2 separate regions of the Homo sapiens genome follow, and region 1 is linked to region 2. The links are chromatin loops, found by intact Hi-C in ENCODE. Cell type or tissue: Calu3. All regions are shown on one strand. Each heading gives the region's core, and the rest is flanking DNA. Links, peaks and the distances in the headings are about the cores only.

Region 1 (8,599 bases), core at 473-8,472, 230 kb after region 2:
TGTTTTTGATTTATCAATATTTGTGGTTTAACTTTGTGGGGGTGTCCAGGCAGTAGATCATTTTTTGTCTATTTTTAACCAAATAAGAATAACACTCAAGACTATGTTCTCCATCCCAACACATCACTTACCACTTGCACTATTCTTAATAGGCCTAAAATAGTGAGCATATATAATCAAAATAATACTTCATACAACATATACTTCCATGCACTCTTCATGTAATCACATATGTGCATAGATACACAATCGTATTACATAAAACACCCTTGAAAATATATGACTTTGAATAAAATAAAGCTACCATGTTAATACATCATTTTTTGTTTCTTCCTAATTAACAAAAGGGCTCTATAATGATTAGGAGAGCTGTAAGGCCATTCTTTAGTCATTCCAAGTGTATATTTGTATCACACCAGTTACTTGTGTTCATTGACACCAAATATTTTCAAGCTTTTTGTGAGAAAGAGATTCTTGCCTTGAGGCTCTGCAGTGGCAAATGGTAGGGGCAATAGCGCTCCCTTTTCACCTGAAATGCCTTCAGCTCAGGCCTTGGGAGTGAGGTGTGGGAGTAGCCACCAGCCTCCCACTGACTAGGCATGTTAGGAATTAGACAAGGATGGAGAGACTGGTTTTTTCCAGCCTTGGTTTGGAAGCTTGTCTCAAAAACCATTACAAAATCTTAACCTTCAAATACATTCTAAATCACTTTAATTTAGAAGATAGGTGAGCAACTTGAGTGATCCCAAACCAAACTAACAGTGCTGGTTTGTCCGACACCCAAAGCCCACTTCACACATTTATAAGGACAGAGATTTGGTAACTCATTTGGGTATTTTGTCAGTTTTAACCCTTAATATACAGGTATCCCAGCTTTGGGCACATGTATGTCCATTCACTTTCAGGAAGGGGTGTCAGTACTTTCTTTCTGTGTGGTGAAAACATAAGCCATGGTGAACTGATAATTTTTGTTTTTAAATTATTTATATTACTGAATTGGCAAAATTACAGTTCACACTGCAGAGCTAGGTTGTCCTATTGGCATAAAACAAACCAGCAACTTTTCTCATGTGTTTGGAGTTAAAATGTGTTTTTCAGTTATAATTTCAATTTTTAAATTTCTTGGTGCTTTGTCTAATTAATTACATCCCATAACTTGTCAGGATAGTTGCTCCAACTGAATTGCTATCATTTGGCTGGATGGGGGTGAAGTATGTCTTCAAAATATATTGAAGTAAGTTCATCAAACATGTTTAGACTTCCTCTCATTGCTGGAGACAGCCCAGTGTAGAGATTGGCACTTCCCTGTCCAGCACTACAACTTAATTGCTCTATGCCTCAGTTTCCCCATAATACCCTTTTCCAACCTACCTCACAAGGTTATCAGAAAGATCAAATTAAATAATAGATGTGAAAATGCTTTGAAAATGTTTTTAAGTGCTATGCATATTTATAGAGTTATTATAGTTATTCAAATCCATAAGCAGGTTATTTTTATTTTTTTACTGTTTGAAAAGAAATAAGTAGTGTCATTCATATGAGTTCCTGAGTGGATATGCGAATCTTTGGTCTTCTCGACAGGTGCCCTTTCTCTTACCACTAGTTGCTTACAAAAATAGCACCCAAACACATGGCACTTGGAAGAAAAAGACCCACTGAATCTGAGAAAGTACTTTCTGGTGGCAAATGAATTTATCATTTTAGTATAGTTTTCGATAAAGGATATAGCAACATCTTTTGATAATTGTGCTTTACAACTTGAATGCTGATTCAAGGCATTATTTGGATGTGAGTTTAATCTTTTCAGCCTTGTAAATGGGAAAATATATATTAAAATTGATTGTCAAATACAGCATTTCTTTGGAAACCACCTTAAAACATTAGTGCTATGGTTATGAGTGTATGTGCCAGTACTTACCAGTCAATGCATTGTGGATATGAGCTTTCGTTGACTGCTTCTCTGCAGTCGTTGATGCTAATAAATATTGTCCTGTTTCTTCATATAATAAATTAATTTTTCAATTTCTCCTTGTATTTCATTCTTTATACAATTCTTACATGGCCTTTTTACTTCAGGGACTATTTTTAAAACAGAAATTTTAAAATTGTTTCATTGTAACTGATTATAGTTTTATAAACTCACCTGGAAATTACTTCTGTAGGCTGAGAAATTTGAGAGTGCTAAGATTCAGCCTTGCAGAACAACAACAGTCCATGAAAACCTCTCTGATTGTTTTATAGACATTTACTCCACTTGTTAAAATTACACTGCTGGATACTAAGATTCTGTTCAGTTGTCCATCAGTTGCCATGCACAATACAAAAAAGAGAGGCAATACACATCTCTTCTAGACAAACATAAATATATACTGATTCAGAAATATAAAACACCAAAGAAATGGCTTGGTATTAACATACATAATCAAATGTAAATGGTTGGGAAAAACATCAGTCATTAAAGGGATCATTTCAGAGCATGAGAGAGACATGGACTGTTTCAATAATTCCTTTGCTTCTGAAGGTGGCCTTGGAATTTGCAAAGACTTAGCTATAGGATAAATCTCTTTAAAAACAGCTTTATTGAGGCACAATTGACATACAAAAAACTGCACATATTTAATGTATACAATTTGATGAATGTGTACATATGCAAACACTCATGAAACCATCACCACAATCAAGGTAATAGACATATTCATCACTTCTAAAAATTTCCTTGTCCCTCTTTGTTTTTGTTTTGTTTTGTCTTTGTAAGACACTTAACATGAGATCTATGCTCTTAATATTTTAAATTCACAATACACTATCGACAACTATAAGTACTATGTTGTACAACAGATCTCTATAACTTACTCATCTAACGTAACTGAAACTTTATATCCATTGAACAACAACTTCCCATTTCCCCTACCCCCCAGGCCCTGGCAATTGCCATTCTATCCTCTGCTTCTATGAGTTTTGCTATTTTAGACACCCCATCTAGGTGGAATCATGTAGTATTTGTCCTTCTGTGTCTAGCTTATTTCACTTAGCATAATATCCTCCAGATTCTTCCATGTTGTCACAAATGGCAAGGTATCCTTTTTTTAAGGCTGAGTAGTATTTAGGAATATGCCATATATTCTTTATCCATTTATCTATCAATGGACATTTAGGTTATTTTCATATCTTGGCTATTGTGAATAATGGTTCAATGAACACTGGAGTGCAGATATCTCTTCAAGATCCTGATTTCAGTTATTTTGGATACATACCCAGAAGTGGGGCTGTTGGATCATACGGAAGTTTTATTTTTTTAATTTTTTGAGGAGCCTTCATACTGTTGCCCATATTGGCTGTACTATTTTACATTCCTATCAACAGTATACAAGTGTTCTAATTTCTCCAAATCCTTACTTACATTTAATTTTTTGTTTTTTTGGATAGTAGCCATCCTAACAGGTGTGAGGTGATATTTCACTGTGGTTTTAATTTCTAGTTTCCTGATGATTGGGGATGTTGAGCACCTTTTCATATACCAGTTTTCCATTTGTATGTTCTCTTTGGAAAAAGGTCTATTCCAGTCCTTTGCCCATCTTTTAATTGGGTTATTAAACGCTTTCTTTTATTGAGTTGTAGGAGTTTCTTACATGTTTTGGAGATTTTCAGATATATGGTTTGCAAATATTTTCTCCAATCTGTAGATGTTTTTCCTTTGCTGTGCAGAAGTCTTTTAAAATAAATATTTTCATGTTAAAAAAAACTGAGTATTAACAATTATAGCATTCAAGTAGGTCAATATAAAATTATTTAATTTGGTGTTTGTTAATGTTTTATTTTGAAATAATTTTAAACTAATAGAAAAGCCTGAAGAATAGTGCAAGGAATTTCTTTATACCCTTTACCCAGACTCACCTATTATTAATATTTTTCCATGCCCGTTATCATTGTCACTTTCTCTCTCTTTCTTGTAAACCCTTTGAGATTACACTGCCAACGTTACACCCCTTTATTCCTAAATACTATGATGTGTTTTTCCTGTGAATAAAGGTATTCTCTTACAGAGCCACACTATAGTTATCAAATTCAGGAAATTTAATATTGACACAATACTAATATCTAATCTAATATCCATACTCCAGTTAACAATTGTGCCAGTCACTTTATTTGCTTTCACAAAGCTTGTGAAAACCATGTGAATCAACTCAGTTCTCTTCTGTGGGGTTGTCTTTATTTAAAACTATGAGTAAGTTTTAACTTTTCTATGAATAATGGGAGATCTACAGCAGACGTTGAAGTTATTTGAAGAAAATATGTAGATGCTATCAGTACTAACTAATAGCTTAAAAACTGGAAATTTGAGATGTTTATTGGCAAGCTGGGTAATTCTTTTTCATGAACATCCTTTTTAGGCTTCAAGTGTTTGCTGTTTAATATTTGAATCTGTAGTTCACTCCCATCCTCTGCCCTGCTGTTATAACTCTATTTTACAGTGTTTGGGCCCAAATTTTAAAAGATTAGGAATGAGGTGAGTTAAGTAGATATTATTCTGCTATGACCATATTTCTCTGGGTGTCCCTCTTCCAGGAGACTATATTTTCTATGAACATCTCTCCAACTGGGAAAGAGCTCAGAAATCTCAACTATACATTTTAATTAAATGAATAACATTTTGAGCATTTCCTCTTTTTCAGGGAAAGGCACTTTATAGCAGCAGAGATTTGTACAGAGCTGGAAATTCAGAAGCATCCCAATCTCTCCTTTCCCAACACACACACACACACACACACACACACACACACACACACACACAAACACACACACACACACACACACACCCTGTCAGAGTAGACCCCAAATATGCTAAGAAGTTGAGTCTGCCACAGAAGCCTGCTCTAGGGAATGACCTAACATCTTATCACCCTCTCTGCATGGTTGTTTCTCTGGAAATTATTAGGCCAAGGAGATCTAGAATACTTGGTTTAAGCAGGTTTTAGAATCCAGAGCATCTTTAAAGAGTGTTACAGCAGCATGCAGCCGTGTCTCTCTGCTGCAGGTTATCAGAAAACTTAACACTCAGACTCTGCTGTAGCATGCACCTTTGTGTGAGGGAGTGGAGGGTTTGCCTCCTCCCAAGAAGGATAGATTTAGCTAAATCAATTTTGAGGTTCTGCCTGTGCTTTCACTCCCTCCCTGCCTCCTATCCTGAATTAATTTTCTATCTCTGAATGATGAGTTCCTGATTGAAACCTGATTAGCCTGCTTCCTAAAGCCGTGGAAATACCATCTCCCTTAGACATATACATTATGCATACTGGTTTAATTTCTTATCAGTTTGCTTCCTATCTTAATTACCTAAACTCTACAGTTAATGAGTTAGGTTTTCAGGGGTGATAGCACTCAAGAAATAAAACAGGATTTTGAAATTCTATTTTGGAGTGGTGCTGCAACACCACACCCACCGCCACCCTAGCAGGGAGGAGAATGATTCCCTTTTGTCATCTTCCCCTAACAAGGTGACCTTCTTAATTGGATTGGCAGAATTTTCTAGAAAAATGGTGCCTGGCTGTAGGGCTGCAGGCCTCCAAGAATCAGAGGTATTGTGATCCTCTCCACTACTACAGATATCTGGCACACACTTGTGCAATTCTTTTTCAAACCAATGGGAATGCTGTTGTGAGTGATAGGACAGGACTGATTAGAAGTGTCACTGTAGTCAAAGTAATTTTGTCATTTTTCTCCCAGCTCCCACCATGAACAAATATTAAAAATTCAACCACTGTTATGTGGAGGGTGACCTTAAAGTATGTCTTTTGTAATTGAGGTTATTGGGATCTATTACCCTGGGAAGTTTTTTTTTTTCTGCTGAAATATTTTCTCCTATGGACTTATGGTATAGTCTTTTCCTTTTAAAATGAGGATAGATCACCCACACATCATGCGGCTTCTCTCATTTACAGCTTGATTCAAGAGATCAGGAAATATGTTTATTTTAAAAGTGTACTGTAAATGTCCTACCTTAAAAAAGTACATTATCTACCTTCACAGGAAGTATGTAATCAAGGTGAAATGCTTCTATCGTTTCAAATTATTACTAAATGTATATTACTATCATAATATCCATCAAAATAATATGATTTCTACAGTCTTCAATTCACCTCCCAGTTTACTTCCTTAGCCTTATTATAAATAATATCAGGGTGCTTTCAGCTACAATTTGTAGAACACCTGGTTAAAAGTGGCTTAAACAATAGGATTTTGTTATCTATATTAACAAGCAGTTTGGAAAGAGGTGATTCTAGATTCTGGCAGGCAAACTATCCTTGGGCCCCAGAGGCTTTCCATCTTTCCTGTCACCTTCAACCTGTTCCTCCATCTTCACGCTTGTCTTCACATTATTGAAGCATAGTAACCTGACCTCCAGGTATCACGTATACAAAACTGAATCTGAGCTTCTCCTTCTTGAAAGATGGAGAAGGTCCCAAGAGTTCCGGAAGGAGGCAAAGTGGTCTTTTTCAGCCGCCAGGGTCACACATTTCCTCCAGTACCGTGAGTTACAGAGAAAAAGTCCTAATCCTTCTGCCTGAATGTTGACCTTATTTTCTAGGTCTTAGAATTCTTTGGTATTGCTTTACATTTCATTTCCCACCCCTCAAACTGAATTTATTGTGTACTTTCTCTGGAGAACTGGTTCCGAAGGAAAAAGAAAAGCAAGCTTTCTATTAAGCCCTAAAGAGCTAACAGGGTACAGCAGGACAATTTATATCCAGACAGAGCGTTGGGGTAATAGGAGAAAACAAATATTATGTTCTTGGAGCCCTGGTATCATTTGCATATTTCCAAAGGAAAATAAATTTGATGCTAGAATGCCATCTCTTTAAAAGCACTCAGTTCAACATCTAATACTAATTCCACAATATTAACACCAGCAATGTCCAGTATGGCAGCAACTAGCCACATGTGACTACTGAGCAAGTGGGATGTGGTTATTCCAAATTGAAATGAGCTCTAAGTGTAAAACCCACATGAGATTTTGAAGATTTAGTATAAAAATTCAAAATATCTTAATAATTTCTACATTTGATACCATGTTGAAAAGATAATATTTTGGATATATGAGGCTAAATGAAAGATACTATTAAAATTAATTTCACTTCTTTCTACTTTTTTTTACTGTGGTTACTAAGAAATTTAAAATTTCCCCTGTAGCTCCCATATCTGGTTTGTGTTACAGTGGACAAGACATTTTACAGATATGTACACTAAGTGTACACCAGAAAAATGCCAGATTAGCCAAGATCTGTTCCTTGGATGGCATTTCCCTTTTTTCATGTCAGGAAAAGTGTGTTTACAATAAAAACAAGGATGTCTCACTCTAATGTATTATTTATGTGCTCAGAGAGTGTCCTGAGCAATGAGGAGATGTTTTCTTTTTCTTTTCTTTCTTCTTCTTCTTCTTCTTTTTTTTTTTTTTTTGAGACAGAGTCTTGCTCTGTTGCCCAGGCTGCAGTGCAGTGGCTCGATCTCAGCTCACTGCAACCTCCACTTCCCGGGTTCAAGTGATTCTCCTGCCTCAACCCCCTAAGAAGCTGGGACTACAGGCGCCTGCCACCACACCCTGTTAATTTGTTTTGTATTTTTAGTAGACACAGGGGTTTCACCATGTTGGCCAGGCTGGTCTCGATCTCCTTACCTCAAATGATCCGCCCACCTCAGCCTCCCAAAGTGCAGGGATTACAGGCGTGAGCCACCATGCCTGGCCTAGATGTTTTCTATTAAGTGGTTTCCAAACATGGCTTCCCATTGGAATCACCTGGAGATGATGGGGTCGTTGAAAATGCTGCTGCCAGGCCACACCTCAGGCCAATTAAATCAGTATCTCTGGGCATGGGACCCAAGCATCAGGGTTTGCATCTGGGCTCTCCAGTATTCCAGAAATCTTTCTTTATAAGCAAAAGTAGGTGTCTGGGGCTTACAACAGTCAATCAGTCATCAGATATAAGTATCTAAAAGTAACAGAATCACTGATTTCCTCACACTGTGTTCAGATGTTCAAGTAAATGTAGCTTCTTTATATCCTAGATGGATTTGAACTTCCTTGTGATTTCCTGCCCGAATTGGGTACCAAAAAAGGTGGGGGGTGAGGAACCAGCCTTGCTAAGCCCAGTGTCCCCATCTCTGCTCACCAGGTGCGTCTGTCTCTTTGGAGTGACTGCACGTCTATGAATTAAGCACTCTATTTTTCAGGATGCCTCCCCTGCCCTTCTCCTTCCCTGAGATGGCAGCACCCAGGTGTATGGGAGAGACACTGCGTGCCACCTCCTGGCAGAGGGGTACCAGGACCTACTGGCCTGAGGCTGGGCCCAGGGCTGGGTCAGGCCCGAGTTTGCTCACATGGGTTCCTCTGAGTTCTGCTGGACTCTGCTGCTGAGCTCTTCAGCTGTCAGGGCCTGTCCTCTGCTTGCTTCCAGGCCTTGGCTTGGGTTGGTCTACTGTGAGCTGCGGCCCAGGAGCCACACCATGGCCTCTTCCAAGGGCCTGGACTGGGCAGTTCTACACAGGGGCACCATGGAAGGCTCTCATCCCTCAGCTTCACATCCCACCCTCCCATGGATGAGGC
Region 2 (8,599 bases), core at 347-8,346:
CTCTGGTGTTTAAGCTTTGATCCTGAAAACATATCTGAAATCACATTCCTTGTCATGTGGAGACATCTCTCCTGCAGAAAGAATTAAGCTTCCGGGTGCAGCAGACATGGGTGAGCATTTAAAGGGAAGCTGACATCTACCTAGAAGACAGATCCACTAACATATTCCAGTGCCAGAGAAATGCCATGCTTTGGGCATTTAGAATAGTTCCTACTCTGCCTGGGAGCTCTATACCTTTATCTCCAAAGGAGATGAGCACTCCCTAATTGACACACTCCACCCTCCTGTTCATGGGAGAATCCTATTGGTCACCCAGACTCACAGCTGTGCATTCGATCCATGCTCATCACCGAGGCTAACCCAGTCCTTGATTCCAATCATGAATGGACAAACGTTTTCCAGATATTTAAGGAAAGTGAGGAAGATGCACAAATAGAACTAATTCTGGAGGAGGGAAAAAGAGGATATAATACAGGAAACAGAAAAAAACGTTACCAGAACATACTCTCAGAGTTTAAGAAAGACAAGAGGTTTATAAAATGAGAACAAGCTGTCATAGAGGGGAATAATCAGGGGGCAGACGAAAAAGTCCTTGGACACTAGAAAAGTTACTGCAGAATTGACATCACGCAGTGGACTGACAGTGCCTAGTTCCCTGGGCTGCCCACGGAACTCAGTGTGCCCCCCCTCGCCACCACCACCATCCACCCGACGGCGCGCGCCCCTCCACCCATACGGGTCCCCACAGCCCACTTCCGGTCCCTTCGCAGACCCTGTGGCAACCACCACCGCCTGGTCCCGAGGACCCTGCCCTCCACTGGTCGCCTCCGTCGTCCACCATGTTGTGCTCAGAGGCACCCGCCGCGGCCGCCACTGCCGATGCCGATGCCGCCGCCCGCTTCGGGACCCTAGCGACCACACCGCTTTACCCTGCCTGCTCCTCGCGCCCGCACTGCCCGCCCTGGGCCCGCTGTCGCAGGTGCACCAGAACAACCATCTCAGCTGCGAGGTCGCCATCAACATCAAGGTCACCCTGGAGCTCCACGCCTCCTATGTGTACCTGTCCATGGCCTTCTTCTTCGACCGGGACGACGTGGCCCTGGAGAGCTTCAGCCGCTATTTCTTGCACCAGTGGCACGAGAAGAGGGAGCACGCCCAGGAGCTGATGAGCCTGCAGAACCTGCGCGGTGGCCGCATCTACCTTCGCGACATCAGGAAGCCAGAGTGCCAAGGCTGGGAGAGCGGGCTCCAGGCCATGGACTGCGCCTTCTACCTGGAGAAGAACGTCAACCAGAGCCTCCTGGAGCTGCACCAGCTGGCCAAGGAGAACGACGACCCCACCTCTGTGACTTCCTGGAGAACCACTTCCTGAACCAGCAGGCCAAGACCATCAAAGAGATTGGTGGCTACCTGAGCAACCTGTGCAAGATGGGGGCCCCGGAAGCAGGCCTGGCAGAGTACCTCTTTAACAAGCTCACCCTGGGCCGCAGCCAGAAACACACCAGAGCCCAGACAGGTCCCGCAGCCACGGGGTGCCTTCCCCTGCTCGCGCCACCACGCGGGGCGTCCATGTTGTCCTTTCAGAACATTCTCTTCAGTTTTCTCCTCTCAGTTTTACTGTTGTTGGCAATAAAGTTATCTGTTCTCAAAGCAATAAAGGTGTCCAGCTGATGCATATCTGCAACACTCTCACCTTTTAGGAATCAGGGCACATCCCCATGCAGGTTTAAAGTAGGTATCCAGCAGTCTTTCCATTCAGCCCTGCCCCATCTGCATGCAGCTCAGGATCTGCGGGGGTGGAGGGGAAAGGTATTTTATGGGCCGCTGGAAAATACATTAGTCTTCCCCTTATAAACTTTGAGGGCATGTGGGATTGGATGGGGTGAGGTGGGGTGGGGTAGGGTGGGGTGAGGTGTGGGGTGGGTGAGGTCGGGTGGGGTGTGCAGTCTTGGGCCATGGTATCTGTGGGTGCGTAAACATGGTAAGGTGTAAAGCATGGTATGGAATTCATCCTAGTGGTTGCCGGGTGCTGTGGCTCACGCCTGTAATCCCAGCACATGGGAGGCTGAGGCGGGTGGATCATCTGAGGTCGGGAGTTTGAGACCAGCCTGACCAACATGGAGAAACTCCGTCTCTACTAAAAATACAAAATTAGCCGGGCATGGTGGTGCATGCCTGTAATCCCAGCTACTCGGGAGGCTGAGGCAGGAAAATCGCGTGAATCTGGGACGCGGAGGTTGTGGTGAGGGGAGATCCCGCCATTGCACTCCAGCCTGGACAACAAGAGCGAAACTCCATCTGAAAAAACAAACAAACAAACAAAAAACAAAATATGCAAGTGCTAAGGATTCTTGCTTCTGGGCTTCAAGATGGGGGCTCTCGCGGACAGTATCGCATAGTACCTCTTTGGCAAGCTCACCCTGAGTGACACGGATAATGGGACTGAGCCTTAGGCTGCCTTCCCCACAGATAGGGGGTGATTTCCTGTATATTACCCTTACGAATTCTCCATTCATGGTTTTTCCTTCAATTGTACCATTTCTTCCATTAAAGCTGGTTTAAAAAAAAAAAACAGCTCAAAAGGACTGAAAAACATAAGGTCAAAACTGAAGGTCAAATTTGTGATATTGAATATAAAGTAGAATAAATGCCCCCAAAATGTCAAGGCAGTGACTGCTTTGAAGAATGTAGAGGGGTGGCAGAGAGTTGAAGGTGCAGACCAGGTAGAGCCAGTATAGCTGTTCCAGTTAGGAGACTAGTGCAGCTTCAGCTGTGATGGTGGCTGAGGAAATGAAGAGAGGTCGACCAGTTCCATATGGGTTTTTGACAAGGAGACACAAACTTTGCTCATGGACAGGAGGTGAGGAATGGGAGAGGGGGAATACAATGTAAGTTCTGAAGTTTGGACTTGAACACCTGGATTGATGATGGTGTTATTATCCCCCTGGGGATGGTTGCATGTGTCCCCGGGGTGGAGGAGCGGGGAATGTATGCCATGTAAAATCAGATTTTTATTAGACGTCCAAGTGGAAATGTGAATCAAGGAGCTGCAAAAATGTCACATTTGGAAGTAGACATACGGGGGACTTTTTATAGATGGTATTGAAGTCATGTGATTGGATGAGCTCACCAGAAGGAGACTATAAGGGAGAGTATGAGAAATCTAGTCCAAAGTGCAGGGCAGCTAACATTTAGAAGATGGTTGAGGTGTTTGAACACCCAGAGAGTTGCTGGTCCCACCTTGACCTTTATCTGCCCCAAGTTTATTACCTTATTCCCAATGTCTGCCCCAAGCTTACCTCAAAATCATCCTGTTCCTGAGAAGCTCAGTGTGGCCTCTGGATTCTCCTTTCAAGATATAGAGAAAAGTTCACCTTTTACATTTTCTTCATGGCTCTGGATAGAAAGATATTATTTCCTAGTATAAAGAATATTTCATATGGAAATGATACACTTGTTTCTCTATGTTTTCTTTTTTCTTGTTCCCCTTTAAAAACTCTTCTCCTCTCTCAGTCCACTCTCTATTTGACCGAAGGAAACCTCCATCCATGTAAACTCTAACGTTGCCCATGTCTGAGGAAAAATACTTCAAACATCTATCTTCTGTGCCACAAAAGAAAGTTACAAAGAAATAAGAAACAAAAAAGTCTTCTTTCTTCTGTGGGTTACAAAGGTAAAAGTCAAAAATTTACAGACTCTATGCTTTAGTCAAAGACACATGGGTAGCTTGCATCATTTCAAAGCTAGCAAATTGTTTTGAGCATTGTATTAGTCCATTTTTCAGGCTGCTGATAAAGACATACCAAAGATTGGACAGTTTATAAAAGCAAGAGGTTTATTGAACTTACAGTTCCACATGGCTGGGGAACCCTCACAATCATCGTGGAAGGTGAAAGTCATGTCTCACATGGCGGCAGACAAGAGAAGAGAAGGAGAGCCAAGGGGTTTCCCCTTATCAAACTATCAGATCTTGTGAGACTCATTCACCACCAGTAGGACAGTATGGGAGAAACTGCCCCCATGATTCAATTATCTCCCAATGGGTCCCTTCCACAAAACATGGGAATTATGGGAGTACAATTCAAGATGAGATTTGGGTGGGGACACAGTCAAACCATATAAGCATTTATTAAGATACGAACAAGTTTCGCTGTGCAACAATTGTCTTCCACATTTCCGTATGAGTGCACTGTAACACTTTTCTTAAAAATTAGGATTCTGGCACTTTGAGTTCAGTTTACAGAAAATGCTTTCGCCTTTTTACACATCTTTGTCAAACTTGGTCTTCTCACTGCATCTCTTTCGCTGCCTACTGTAAGGACTTCTGAATTCTCTGACTTTGTCTCAGCTATTACCTATTGAAATATATATGTCCCTTGACCGTTCTCCTGTGGATATGAGAAAGAACGAGCAAGCATTAAGTTTTGAGTGTTTCAAACTTTAAGTTGACTGAGGGGACTTCTTAATTTTTTGTTTTGGAGAGAAAATTTGGTGTAGTGTTTTCTTAACCTCAGATTGCCTGGGTTCAAATCCAATCTTAGCCTCTCATTTTGGGTAAACTTGAGTAATTTGTTCAACTTTTCTGTGCCTCAGTTTCTCCATATGTAATATAGGGATAATAAAAGCATTAACCCCATTGGGTTGTTGAGATTAAATGAGTTAATATATGTAAATCACTTAGAGTAATGCCTGGCACAGTGTATGTTTACAATGTGGTACTCATGATTTATCACCATTATCATCCTCTACTCTTTTAACTTTTATTTAGGTTCAAGAGAACAAGTGCAGGTTTTTATATAGGTAAACTGCTGTCATGGGGGGTTGTTGAATAGATTATTTCATCATCCAGGTACTAAACCGTGTACCCAATAGTTATTTTTTTGTTCCTCTCCCTCTTCCCACCCTCCACACTCAGGTAGGCCCCAGTGTCTGTTGTTTCCTTCTTTGAGTCCACGTGTTCTCATCATTTAGCTCCCAATTATAAGTGAGAACATGTGGTATTTGATTTTCTGTCCTTGCATTAGTTTGATAAAAACAATGGGCTGGAAGCCATCATCCTCTACCCTTATGTTTCTTTGTGGTCTTTATGCTTTGGGAAAATACTTCACTTCTACACGTTGCCACTGGGGGTCTCTCTTGCATGTCTAGTAACCAGTTGCCCTGCATACTGAGAAGGAAAAAACCTTAGAAGATAGTTTGGTTGTCAGGTGTCTCCAGGACTCAGAAGGGTACATGGCTGTTTTCCTTACCCCCCACACCTCAGTCCCAAGACAGGAGGAAGGTTGTCCTGTGACAACTTTCCGTGCTATTCCCCGCCCCCGCCCATTCTATCTCAACCAGCTTTCCCTTGAATTCACTCCTAGAACACTGTTCTTGTTCTTCCCAAACCCAGGTTGCCTGAGTCTCCTGTTTCCATCCTGAACTTCCTCCCACTCTTCAGAGATGGACAAGAGCAACAGGATGAAGTGCTCACCCTGATCCCCACCTTTGTCTGGATGTTTGGAGCTGAAAAGGAGAGGAATGGCTAGGTGGGCACTGGGGGGAGAATGAGAAAAAGAGAACACATTAGGGCCACTGACAACATAAGTAAAATCCACATATCATCATGAGCTTTGGCATAGAGGCTCTCAAGCTTTGCTGCACATCCAAATCACCTGCAGAGCTTTTGAAAATCTCAATGTCCAGGCAGCATCCCAGACCAAATACATAAGCCTCTGGCGCAGGGCCTGGGCATGCCAGGCATTGAAAACCAGCACTAGCATCTGGCTGCTCAAAATATGGTCTGTGGACCAGCAGTATCAATCTAAACTGAGAACTTGCTAGCAATGCAAAATTTCAAGCCACACCCCAGGGCTACGGAATGAGCATCTACATTTTAACAAGACTCTCGGTGATCAATTTGCACACTGGAATTTGAGAAGCACTCTTTAGCACCCTGATTGCCAAATATGGCTGCACCTTGAAATCACCTAGATAACCTGAAAATAATACTAATGCCTGGACTTAATCAATGTGCTCAGCTATGGAGAGTGAGAAAAAATAAAAGGAAAAATAGAAAGACAAATAGATGCTAAAGAAAGGTGAAAAGTTTAGAATATTTGGTAGCTTTAGGTGAATTCAGGGTTGCGGCAAGTTACCATAAACATGGATTGGCAAAGACTTTCTATAAAGAATGAGATAGTAAATGTTTTAGGCTTTGCAGCTACTGCAAAAGACCTCTGTCTCAACTACAAACTCTCCTGCTGGAGTGAAAAAGTAACGACAAACAGTAGGTAATTGAATGGGGTGGCTAGGATGTTTGGGGCTGAAAACATTGAACAATGCCTGACTAGCCTTTTTGACAGATTCTTCATAATCACATATTCATCACGGAGGCTGTTTAAATCAATGTGCTCAGCTATACCCTCATGTCAGTACTAGACCAAATACGATAAAAACTTACTGTAACATCAACAATTACTGACTCAACAATAATTGATCTCTGTCTCACACACACACTAGCTTTTATCTATTTTGTTGTTTATCACAAACTGGTTTGTTGTATAGCATGGGCTGGCAAACTACAGCCAGCAATCCTAATCTGGCCCCCACTTTTTTGGTAAATATAGTTTTATTAGAACACAGCCACCGCATTCAATTACCTACTGCTTGTGGCTACTTTTTCACTCCAGCAGGAGAGTTTGTAGTTGAGACAGAGGTCTTTTGCAGTAGCTGCAAAGCCTAAAACATTTACTATCTCATTCTTTATAGAAAGTCTTTGCCAATCCATGTTTATGGTAACTTGCTGCAACCCTGAATTCACCTAAAGCTACCAAATATTCTAAACTTTTCACCTTTCTTTATGCATCTACGTGTCTTTATATTTTTCCTTTTATTTTTTCTCACTCTCCATTAATATTCTAGAATGATTTGGATATTTGTAATATTTTAGACACATAGGGAACACTCACACTTACTAGAATTTCAATTGTTTCCTTTCAGACTAACATCTTTGTATATTTCAGCAATTCAACCTCTTGCCTTTGTGTCTTCAGTTTAGCCTGTCTCTTGCTGTGCCTTTTTTTAATTGAGGGACATCAGTCATCCTGCTTCTGGAAGCATCAGAGTGGAACAATGCCTGACTAGCCTTTTTGACGGATTCTTCATAATCACGTATTCATCACAGAGGCTGTTTAAAGTGTGCTCGTTTTCAAGTTATTACAATCTATTCCCATCATTTTTCTGTCTGTGAGGCATTTAAATTTTATTAATATGCAAAGCTACTTCCTGGCATGAGGAGAAATAGACTTCTTCCCTTTTATATCTATTTCAAATTTTGTGTTTTATAATGTTGGTTTTGGTTTATAATCTATTGTAATGATATATTAACTGTACCACATGCACCAAGGATATTTATTTTTTTCCCTTGGGATACTTCTCTGTGCATGAGTGTTTTCCTCCCAAATGTTTAATTATTGTATGAAGTATACTGAAAATCAGAAGTTCCAATTTGAAACATGTATTCAGAACTATAAATCAAGAAATTGACTTAAGGTAAACATTTTTAGGAAGGGAGCATTCATGCAGTTATTTCTTTTCAGCCAAATAGCCATTCTTTCCGCAATTTATATTAGGTTCTGTCATGTGTTCCACACGTTATGCTTGACACTAGGAATACAAGGTGACTAGGACACAGATTCTGGTCACAGTCGGACAGACATACAAATAGATGCCTCCAATATATTTCAGTATGATCTACAAAAGAAATAAACACAAAGTGCTATGCGACTCCAGGAGAGAAACGGGATCTAATTCTCACCTGAGGAGTCAGGAAACACCTGCTGTGGAGGTGACATTGACTCTTGAAGGATGAATTGGAGTTCCACAGGTGGAGAAGAGAGAAGAGAGTACTTTAGTTATGCTTCTTTGCTGCATAGGAGCCAACAGAGAGGGAACAGTTACAAACACAAGGTTGTAAGGGGATCTAGTTGATGAGGTGATGTATTTACTAGACACAGAAGGAAGGATACATTGTTTTATATTTTAAGGAACTCCATAAAACCCTCCTCTGAAAGGTCATCACTGACTTACTAGTTAACATCAACACTGGTCTCTTTTCAGCCTTTGCCCTGCTTGATCACTCTGGAGCCATTTAATTGTGTTGGTTAGTCCTTCTTTCCTTGGTTTTCCTGTCCTCTCTTGGTTTGCCAAATATTTATCTATAGAGAACTACATAGATTTAATAATCCTCTTGGATTCTGCTTTTGGCCTCTTCAACTCTTGCTCTGTGTTTATTTCCCCCTGAGCCTAGCCACCCCCAGTGGCCAGTTTCTCTCTCTCTCTCTCTCTCTGTATGTGTGTGTGTGTGTGTGTGCGTGTGTGTGTGTTCTAGATGGCTTATCTTGACCATGACACTTGAACAGCCACCTATGAAACATCTCCCTCTGGGTGTACCCAGAACACTCATACTCAACAAGTCCCACAATTAATTCATTGTCTTTTTCTCAAATACTCACTAGATTTGCCACACCTTCCCCTACACTCACAAGTAACACATTTTATAGTCACCCTAGATTTATGGTTCTTACTCAGCCTGAATATATGTAATATCTCTCCTCTC

The links. A loop is a pair of places that touch in the nucleus more often than their neighbours do. Peaks named below come from ENCODE experiments on the same cell type or tissue, not always from the same donor. Only the 100,000 strongest peaks of a DNase experiment are listed, where the experiment ranks them.
Region 1: a loop joins it to region 2, with 2.8 times the contacts of the local background. A loop is called at or near these places in 6 of 110 quality-filtered maps.

What each region holds. Positions count from the first base shown.
Region 1 is chrX:37,730,097-37,738,695 of GRCh38, forward strand. It overlaps XK (X-linked Kx blood group antigen, Kell and VPS13A binding protein), which reads left to right. Exons shown (of 3, transcript NM_021083.4): 3 at 1-2,034. Among named protein-coding and RNA genes, the nearest start is that of CYBB, 46 kb to the right of the region's middle. In Calu3, for the core only: no CTCF peak of the experiment used is centred there; no DNase peak of the experiment used is centred there.
Region 2 is chrX:37,504,361-37,512,959 of GRCh38, forward strand. It overlaps the pseudogene FTH1P27. Among named protein-coding and RNA genes, the nearest start is that of LANCL3, 63 kb to the right of the region's middle. In Calu3, for the core only: no CTCF peak of the experiment used is centred there; a DNase peak (open chromatin) is centred at 5,141.